Linked DNA regions of Homo sapiens: region 1 is linked to region 2. The links are chromatin contacts, found by Hi-C or POLR2A ChIA-PET in ENCODE. All regions are on one chromosome and are shown on one strand. Each heading gives the region's core, a stretch centred on a gene start or an enhancer-like site at or near the end of the contact. The rest is flanking DNA. Distances are from core to core; before and after follow the strand shown. Region 1 has its middle 9.1 kb from the start of SLC2A5. Region 2 overlaps CA6 (carbonic anhydrase 6).

The links. A loop is a pair of places that touch in the nucleus more often than their neighbours do. ChIA-PET counts read pairs that join two places held with the same protein, here RNA polymerase II (POLR2A). Pooled maps may share reads with other maps.
Region 1: a loop to region 2 is called in a pooled map, with 1.8 times the contacts of the local background. The contact joins two enhancer-like sites. A Hi-C loop is called at or near these places in 1 of 50 pooled maps. POLR2A ChIA-PET finds 5 or more read pairs at or near these places in 4 of 52 experiments (BJ, H1, MCF 10A and 1 more).

Annotation. Positions count from the first base shown.
Region 1 is chr1:9,076,058-9,081,438 of GRCh38, reverse strand. It overlaps a transcript of SLC2A5 not described here. Among named protein-coding and RNA genes, the nearest start is that of SLC2A5, 9.1 kb to the right of the region's middle. RefSeq lists an enhancer at 5,058-5,147. Within about 2 kb of position 2,403, at least 6 of the 41 ENCODE cell types and tissues checked have a DNase peak (open chromatin) inside an H3K27ac peak, as active enhancers do.
Region 2 is chr1:8,968,672-8,973,527 of GRCh38, reverse strand. CA6 (carbonic anhydrase 6) reads right to left here. Exons shown (of 8, transcript NM_001215.4): 7 at 2,547-2,661. Among named protein-coding and RNA genes, the nearest start is that of CA6, 25 kb to the right of the region's middle. Within about 2 kb of position 2,292, at least 3 of the 41 ENCODE cell types and tissues checked have a DNase peak (open chromatin) inside an H3K27ac peak, as active enhancers do.

The DNA of each region.
Region 1 (5,381 bases), core at 1,154-3,653, 110 kb before region 2:
CTGGACTTGAACTCCTGATCTCTCCTGCCTCAGCTTCCCAAGTCGCTGGGAATATAGGCACATGCCACTGTACCCAGCTCATCTTTTTACTTTCTTGATAATGTCTTTTGAGGCACAAAAGTGTGGGTTTTGTTTTGGTCGTGTTTTTTTTTTTTGGGGTTTTTTTTTTTTTTTTTTCTGAAACAAGGTCTCATGCTGTTTCCCGGCCTGGAGTGCAGTGGTATGATCACAGCTCACTCCAGCCCTGACCAGTCAGGCTCAAGTGATCCTCCCACCTCAGCCTCTTGAGTAGCTGGGAACAAGGGCATGTGCCACCACCCTCAGCTAATTTTTTTTGTTTGTTTATTTGTTTTTAGTATTTTTTGTAGAGATGATGTTTCACCACATTGTCCAGGCCAGTCTTAACTCCTGAGCTCGAGTGATTTGCCTACCTCAGCCTCTGAGGTGCTGAGTTTGCAGGCGTGAGCAACCTCACCCACCACTTTTTCATTTTGATGAGGTTATTGGCAACCTGAAATAATTGAAAGGATCAGAATCCAGTTTAAAGGAGTTTATTCAAGGCCAGGCGGAGTGACTCACACCTATCGCCCCAGGCGAGAGGGATTAAAGGTCCCATAAGCACATTCCTTTAAGACTCAAAATAATTCCAGTTTCCAACAGCTTTGATTTTGAATTATTTGTTTTCACATTATATATAAGCTGGCTCCTGCACATCACTGGATATTATTTATGGCCTGCCTGGTCTCATTTTCTGTGGTCAAAGAGAGTGGTCTCATTAGGAAAGAACTTGAATAGACATTTCTCCAAAGATGTACAGACGGCCAACACGAATGTGAAAAGATGCTCAACGTCACTCATCATTAGGGAAATGCAAATCAAAACCACAATGAGAGCTCACCTCACACCTGTTAGGATGGCTACTACCAAAAACAACGATAACAGCAACCACAGCCCAGAAAATAACAAGTGCTGGTGAGGATGTGGAGAAATTGAAACTCTTATATACTGTTGGTGAGAACGTAAAATGGCGTAGCTACTGTGGAAAACAGAACGGTAATTCCTAAAAAAAATTAAAAATAGAATTATCATGTGATCCAGTGATCCCACTTCTGGGTATATATCCAAAATAATTGAAAACGGGGGCTCAGCGAGATACTTGTACACCCATGCGCATAGCTGCATTTCTCACAATTGCCAAAGGTATTAATAGAAGCAACCCAAGTAACCTGACAGATAAATGGGTAAACCAGATGTGGTGTGTGCACAGTGGAGTATGATCCAGCCTCAGAGAGCAAGGCAATCTTGTTCCATGTTACAGCATGAAGGACTCATGAAGACATGCTCTAAGTCTTCGGAAATCAGTTACAAAAAAGCAAATACTGCATGATCCTACTTACATGAGGTATTGTGAGTGCCCAAATTCGTAGAAGCAGAAAAGTAGAATGGTGGTTGCCAGGGACTTTGGGGAGGGAAAATGGGGAGTAGTTGTTTAATGGGGACGGAGTTTCAGTTTTGCAAGATGAAAAGGTTCTGGAGATCTGTTTCATAACAATGTGAATATACTTACCACAACTCAACTGGTACATTTATTTAAAAATGTACAGTTAAAATGATAAGTTTTATGTTATGATGTTTTTAAAAAGAGGGATATCGGCTGGGCGTGGTGGCTCACGCCTGTAATCCCAGCACTTTGGGAGGCCAAGGTGGGCAGATCACCTGAGGTCGGGAGTTTGAGATCAGCCTGGCCAACATGGTGAAACCCCGTCTCTACTAAAAATTCAAAAAATTAGCTAAGCATGGTGGCTCACGTCTGTAATCCCAGCTATTTGGGAGGCTGAGGCAGGAGAATCACTTGAGCCTAGGAGGCAAATGTTGCAGGGAGCCAAGATCACGCCACTGTACTCCAGCCTGGGTGACAGAATGAGACTCTGTCTCAACAAAATAAAGAAATAAATCAAAAATAAAAAGAGGAGTGTCTATCCAGGGTAATGTGTAACCGACAGAAGCCCCTTGGGTCCTGAAGAGCCTCTGCTGCTCCGGCTTTCACGTCTTCTGCCTGTGCTTCTCCAGGAGCACGCCCTTCCTGTGCACGTGCACTCTCTGATAGGCGAGGTCAAATTCTGTTCTTGGTGAGAAAACACATAGGCACCTTGTCATGTCTCTGAAGTTTACACCCCAGGCATATCAGAGCGTGATCAACAATCTCTCTGCCTCGGGGACATCTAGTAGGAGCTTGGAAGGGAGCTCAAGTGAGGACAGAATACAGAACTGGCTCCTGAAGGAAGATAAACTTGGAAGGCGCACGTTTTCTGGACCCTCCCTGCAGACTTGGGTTCCGGCGGCCAGGTGGCATGCCCAAGGTGGGGTGTGGCTTTTCACAGAAGAGGAAGAGGGAGACACCGCGCGTGGGCACTGGGGTTGGGAGGTCCTGTGTCAACCGACTGGATGCACTCCTCTCCCTTCCCCAGACGAGATACACTGCCTGTGCCAAAAGCAAAGCAAGGGCACTGTGGGGTGGTCAGGTCCACTCTGAATCTGTTAATGATTCCTTCCTTATCTAAATCTGGAATGTGGGAAAAGAAAAACAGCTGAGCAGTGTGAGCCCTGTGAGGTTCGCAAAATTTATTAGGCCCAGAGAGACGTGAGTGGGAACTTGAGTCACTTCCCCACCCATGTCCAGGGCAGCTATTTGACGACACTTTGTTCCTGATAGCTGCCTCACCCATTTTCTTCAGGGTTTTGGAATTCATGGTACAAAGAACAATGTAGTGTGGATCTACAGTTTACATGGTTTTGATGTAAATTCTTGGTAAAGAACTGTCTCTTCTTTAAATGAAATGTTTTTCAATAGTTTTTGGGGATACAAGTGGTTCTTGGTTACATGGATAAATTCGTTAGTGGTAATTTCTGGGATTTGGGTGCACCCATCACCCAAGCGCTGTACACTGTACCCAATACAAAGTCTTCTCTCCCTTTCCCGCCTCCTGTCAGAGGCATTGGAACCAGAGCGACTCCATCTTGAATAGGGACCGAGTAAAGTGAGGCTGAGACCTACTGGGCTGCATTCCCAGGAGGTTTAGGCATTCTTAGTCACAGGATGAAATAAGAAGTCAGCACAAGGTCACAAAAACCTTGCTGATGAAAGGATGTGGTAAAGAAGCCACAAAAACCCACCGAAACCAAGATGGTGATGGAAGTGACCTCTGGTTGTCCTCACTGTCATTATATGCTAATTATAATACATTAGCATGCTAAGAGACATTCCCACCAGTGCCATGACAATTTACAAATGCCATGGCAACCTCAGGAAGTTACCCTATATGGCCTAAAAGCGGGAGGAGCCCTCAGCTCCGGGGAACTGTCCACCCCTTTCCCAGAAAACTAGTGGATAATCCTCCCCTTGTTTAGCAAAGAACAAGAACTAATTATAAATATAATCAGTTGAGCAGCCCAGGCCACTGCTCTGCCTGTGGAGTAGCCTTTTTTTTATTTCTTTACTTTCTTAATAAACTTGCTTTCACCTTACTCTATGGACTCACCCTGAATTCTTTCTCACACAAAGTCCAAGAACCTTCTCTTGGGGTCTGGATCAGGACCAACACTCCCATTGCCCCTCCCTCCCTCCTGTCCTTCCTTCCTTCCTTCCTTCTTCCCCTTCTTTCCCTCCCTCCCTCCCTCTCTCCCTCCCTCCCTCTCTCCCTGTTTCACCCTTGTTGCCCAGGCTGGAGTGCAATGGAATGATCTCGGCTCACTGCAACCAGGTTCAAATGATTCTCCCGCCTCAGCCTCCCGAGTAGCTGGAATTACAGGTGCCTGCCACCAAGCCCAGCTAATTTTTTTCTTTTTTTTTTTGTATTTTTAGTGGAGATGGGGTTTCACTATGTTGGCCAGGCTGGTCTTGAACTCCTGACCTCAGGCGATCCACCTGCCTCAGCCTCCCAAAGTGCTGGGATTACAGGCGTGAGCCACTGCGTCCAGACTTTTCTGGGGGTTTTTTTTTTGTTTTTTTGTGTTCTTTTTTTTTTGCTTTTTTTTTTTTTGAGACAGGTTTTGACTCTGTTGCCCAGGCAGGAGTGCAGTGGCGCTATCTCAGTTCACTGCAACCTCCACCTCCCAGGCTCAAGCAATCCTTCCACTCTAGCCTCCCAAGTGGCTGGGACTACAGGCATGCAGCACCATGCCTGGCTAATTTTTGTATTTTTGTAGAGACGGTATCTTACCATTTTGGCCAGACTAGTCTTGAACTCCTGAGCTCAAGCGATCTGCCTGCCTCAGCCTCCCAAAGTGCTGGGATTATAGGCATGGGCCACCATGTCCAGCCTTCCTTTTTTCTTTTAAAAACCCACTTGTAAGGCTTGGCATGGTGGCTCATGCCTATAATCCCAGCACTTTGGGAGGCTGAGGCGAGCGGATCACGAGGTCAGGAGTTCGAGACCAGCCTGGCCAACATGGTGAAACCCTATCTCTACTAAAAATACAAAATTAGCCATGCGTGGTGGCAGGCGCCTGTAATCCCAGCTACTAGGGAGGCTGAGGCAGAAGAATCGCTTGAACCCGGGAGACGGAGGTTGCAGTGAGCCGAGATCACGCCACTGCATTCCAGTCTGGGCAACAAGAGTGAGACTGCATCTCAAAAAAAAAAACAAAAAAAACACCACACTTGTAACTATTGCTGATAGGAACATAAATTCAGGGCAACTTGAATCTATGCTCCTGGGTTGCAGTCCTCAAACTTGGCCCAAATAAACTCTCTACTTGTATGGATTTCACCTCAGTTTTTTCCTTTAGATTAATAAATGGGTGTGGCCAAGAGCCATTTCCTCTCCCCATCAATCAAGCAAGCCAAATATAGACACCACCTTGATAGCAACCCCGTTTTGTGCATCAAAGGCACATATAGGCATTTCTGCTATCATGTGATATACCTGTTCCTAAAGAACATGACATTCTGCCAAGTGGCACATCAAAATAACAGGGCTTAAGGGGAGAAATGACTGGCAAGGACCACTTGAATCCTATGCGGTTTTACAATCTGAACACAAACAAGTATAAATGCAGTCTTGATAAGCACAGCAGCTAGGGCAGATCTCCATCGCCTGGGGGAACTTCTGCTTTCTCTTCTCAGATTAGGGTCTTTGGGCCTTTCACTCCTAGTAGAGCTGTTTCATCAAAATTGAAAATCCGGCCAGGTGCAGTGGCTCACGCCTGTAATCCCAGCACTTTGGGAGGCCGAGGCGGTCAGATCATTTGAGGTCAGGAGTTCTAGAACAGCCTGGCCAACATGGCGAAACCCCGCCTCTACTAAAAATACAAAAATTAGCCAGGCGTAGTGGCGTGCGTCTGTAATTCCAGTTACTCGGGAGGCTGAGGCAAGAGAATCG
Region 2 (4,856 bases), core at 1,043-3,542:
TCACAGCATGGAATACCTCAGTCTGGGGCCGGTACCTAGAACATCTGACCCCCTCGTGAGGAGATGCTAGAGTGACGCTGTAGTGGAAAAAGCATTTCAGATGTGGCAAATAGAACGATACGCAGTCTGTTAGTGACTATTGCAAGAATAGCGTAAAATTGTTTTAGGGAAAGCAGGGGAAATATGGCAACATTTAGACCTAGGAGACAGGCCGGGCACAGTGACTCACACCTGTAATCCCAGCAATTTGGGAGGCCGGGCAGGCGGATCACCTGAGGTCAGGAGTTCAAGACCAGCCTAACCAACATGGTGAAATCCCATCTCTACTAAAAATACAAAAATTAGCCTGGCGTGGGGGCGCGTGCCTGTAATCCCAGCTACTTGGGAGGCTGAGGCAGGAGAATTGCTTGAATCTGGGAGGCGGAGGTTGCAGTGAGCCCATGAGATTGCACCACTGCACTCCAGCCTGGGCGACAGAGTGAGAGACTCCAAAAGAATTAGGAGACAGACCCATGAGTCTAAGCTCCCTTTGGTCAGCCTGCTTGCAATTGGACCTGTTAAAGACGACATCACTTTCGGACAAAGGGATTCTTGCTGTTAATGTTGTATATGGTATAATATGGGGAAATGATTACTGTAACTGATGTCAGTTTTTTTCTTCTGTTAGTATTGTATTGGAGGAGTGAATTGTATTTCAGGAAACAATATAGAAAACACCTATATCCTCTGTTAATTCAGTAAGTGAACCAGGAAGGAAAGGTGGGGAGAAAATCACAAATAGGCCTTATTCGGGTTGGGGAGGTGGAAATTTAATTTTTTTGTTTGTTTGTTTGTTTTGGTTTTTTGAAACAGAGTCTCTCTCTGTCGCCCAGGCTGGAGTGCAGTGGCGCAATCTCGGCTCACTGCAAGCTCCGCCTCCCGGGTTCATGCCCAGCTACTCAGCCTCCCCAGTCTCAGCCTCCCCAGTAGCTGGGACTACAGGCGCCCGCCACCTCGCCTGGCTAATTTTTTGTATATTTAGTAGAGGCGGGGTTTCACCATGTTAGCCAAGATGGTCTCGATCTCCTGACATCGTGATCTGCCCGCCTCAGCCTCCCAAAGTGCTGGGATTACAGGCGTGAGCCGCCACACCCGGAGGAAATTTAAGTTTTAAAAGGTACATATAAAGATGGGATAAGGCCGAACGAGGTGGCTCGTGCTTATAATCCCAGCACTTTGGGAGGCTGAGGGGGGAGGATTGCTTGTGGCCAGGAGTTTGAGACCAGTCTGAGCAACATAGTAAGAGTCCATCTCTACAAAAACTACAAAAAAAATTAGCTGGGTGTGGTGGTGTGTGCCTGCAGTCTCCGCTACTGGGGAGGCTGAGGTGGGAGGATCACTTGAGCCTGGATGTTTGAGGCTGCAGTGAGCCGTGATTGTGCCACTGAGCTCCAGCCTGGGCAACAGACTGAGACCTTGTCTCAAAAAAGAAAAAAAAAGTGGGATAATATTGAGTACACAATATTGATAGGATACTGATTCTACTGTATTGGAAAATATAAAGGTATCAGGAATGGTTAACAGAATGGGCTGTAAAGACAATGGATTCACCACAACTTTACAGAAAGCAGACAAAATAAAGATGAGGAGGCTGTGAAATATTTACACTCTTGCCAACACAGAAACGAGGTGAGCCAAGGACACGGTTGGAGCCTGATCCAAGGAACTGGAGGATGCAGCGGAGGCTGGCCTGCCCGCACCTGCTTCCAGCACGCTGGGGTCTGGGGCCTGCGCCCCAGGCAGATGCAGGGAACAATATGTGGTCTAGTTAACTCCACTTTGAGAGAATGTATAGGAGGCGTTGGGGGTGGGTTCATAACACAGACTATGATCAAGATGCGCAGGAAATAATCTGGGTGGGGTTAATAAGGTTAACTTGGCCAGGCACGGTGGCTCCCGCCTGTAATCCCAGCACTTTGGGAGGCCGAGGTGGGCAGATCACCTGAGGTCAGGAGTTTGGGACCAGCCTGGCCAATATGGCAAAGCCCCATTTCAGTTAAAAAAAAAAAATTAGCCGGGCGTGGTGGTAGGTGCCTGTAGTCCCAGCTACTGGGGAGGTTGAGGCAGGAGAATTGCTTGAACCCGGGAAGCAGAGGTTGTAGTGAGACGAGATTGCACCACTGCACTCCAGCCTGGGTGACAGAGTGAGACTCTGTCTCAAAAAAAAAAAAAAAAAAGGTTAACTTGAACCTACACTCTTGTGAGAGCTTCCGGATGTTGTGGTCTTCTTGCTTCTCCTGCTCTCTCTAGCCAAGACTAGGTAGGTAATAAATCACGTAGCTGTCGCTTCTGATTGTCTCGTGTGTTCTACTCACTGGCATCCCTGCCTGGACTGGGAAAAAGTCATCACCCTCTGCCCAAGCCCTGTGCAGCTTGGCCCACCTGAGCCTCTTGCTACTGAAATGACTCTCCTTCCCTTATATCACCAGAAGAGATGGGTCCACCTAGAGGAAGGAGCAAAACAGGAGTTAAACTGCAGAGCATGATCAAGAGTCGGTCTCACTCACCCTGATTCGGGAAGTTGGATTCCACCACTCTGTGGTTCAGGGGCTGGGTCCTGCGGTAATCGTTGTGGATGGTCTTGTTGCGGTGATCCAGTAAGGAATTCTCCAGCTTCCAAACCTGGGGGCAACGTGAGTGCATTATGGAGGGGAAGAGTCACTGGGTAATTTAAAAGAAATAACAGTTGGCCCGGCGCAGTGGCTCACGCCTGTAATCCCAGCATTTTGGGAGGCTGGGGCGGGCAGATCACTTGAGCTCAGGAGTTGGAGACCAGCCTGGCCAACATGGTGAAACCTCTTCTCTACTAAAAATTAGCTGATCATGGTTGTGTGCACCTGTAATCCCAGCTACTCAGGAGGCTGAGGCAGGAGAATCGCTTGAACCTGGGAGGCAGAGGCTGCAGTAAGCCAGTATCACGCAACCGCACTCCAGCCTGGGAGACAGAGAGAAACTCTGTCTCAAAAAAAATAAAAAATAAAAAAGAATTAACAACTGGGCTAGAGTTTGGATTTATATAACCCTGATGAAGTGACTGTAAGAAGATCTCAAGTCCAGGGGAGGTTCTGGGTGCTGTGTCTCAGGCATTATTCCAGAACTAATCTATCCGTGCATTCTTCCAACAGGTATCTGCACACAAGCTCTCTTTTCAGCTTTTTATATGAGTATTTGTCCAGTAGTAGAAAGGAGAGAAAGAAGAAGCAGAAATATATCAAGTGGCAAACTCAATTTTTGTTTTTCTGAAAATGTCAGGTTTTTCTCTTTTTTTTTTTTTTTTTTTTTTGAGACCAGAGTCTCGCTCTGTCGCCAGGCTGGAGTGCAGTGACGCGATTGCGGCTCACTGCAACCTCCACCTCCCGGGTTCAAGTTATTCTCTCCTGCCTCAGCCTCCTGACTAGCTGGGACTACAGGCACCCACCCACACACCCAGATAATTTTTATATTTTTAGTAGAGATGGGGTTTCACCATGTGGGCCAGGCTGGTCTCAAACTCCTCAGGCCATTCGCCCACTCAGCCTCCCATAGTGCTGGAATTACAGGTATGAACCACCTCACCTGACCTGAAAATGTCTGTATTTTGTCTATATCCTTGAAAGGCATCTTTGCTGCACATACAATTCTATATTGGCTATTTTTTTTCCCTCGGCACTTTGAAATTATGTTTCCACTCCCTTCTGACTTTCACTGTGGCTGTTAAATCAACTCTCTGTCTAATAATACTCTTTTCATGATAATCTGTCTTTTCTTTCTGGCTAATTTTTAAATAGTTTCTTTGTCTTTGATGATTTCAATGTGATGCGTTTACTGCAGGATGTTGTGTATACACACACACACATATCTACACACCCAGAGAGAGAGAGAGACAGAGAGAGAAACTAATTGGCATTCTTGAATATATGACTTGGTATCTCTTCCTGAAAATTGTCAGCCAATATTTTGTCAAATCATGCCTCTTCCCTACTCTGCCTCTCTTCTCCTTCTAGGATTTTGATTAGACATTTACTAGACCTTTCCAGTACACAATGTCTCTTCACTTCTTTTCATAGTTCCATCTCCTTTTCTCTGTGCTGCATTCTAGATAATGTTATTGGCTGTCTCCAATTTACTAATTCTCTCTCAAACTGTATCTAACATGCGTTAAACCCATTCATTGGGTTTTTGTTTTTGTTTTTTTGAGATGGAGTCTTGCCCTGTTGCCCAGGCTGGAGTGCAATGGCATGATCTCAGCTCACTGCAACATCCGCCTCCTGGGTTCAAGCGATTCTCCTGCCTCAGCCTCCTGAGTGGCTGGGATTATAGGTTCACACCACTATGCCCGGCTAATTTTTTGTATCTTTAGTAGAGACAGGGTTTCACCATGTTGGCCAGGCTGGTCTCGAACCCCTGACCTCGTGATCCACCCGCTTTGGCGTCCCAAAGTGCTGGGATTACAGGCTTGAGCCACCGTGCCCAGCAAACTTTTTTTTTTTTTGAGACAGGGTTTTGCTCTGTTGCCCAGGCTGGAGTGCAGTAGTGCAATCTTGGCTCACTGCAACCTCCACGTCCCAGGTTCAAGTGATTCTTCCACCTCAGCCTCTGGGGTAGCTGGGATTACAAGCGCCCCACCACCACGACTGGCTAATTTTTTGTACTTTTAGTAGAGACGGGGTTCCACCATGTTGGCCAGGCTGATCTCAAACTCCTGACCTCAGGTGATCCACCCACTTTGGCCTCCCAAAGTGCTGGGATTACAGGCATGAGACACCACAACTGGCCTGGATTATTAATTTTTGATACTATTTTTCCATTTCTAGAAATTCTATTTGAGTTTTTGTCCC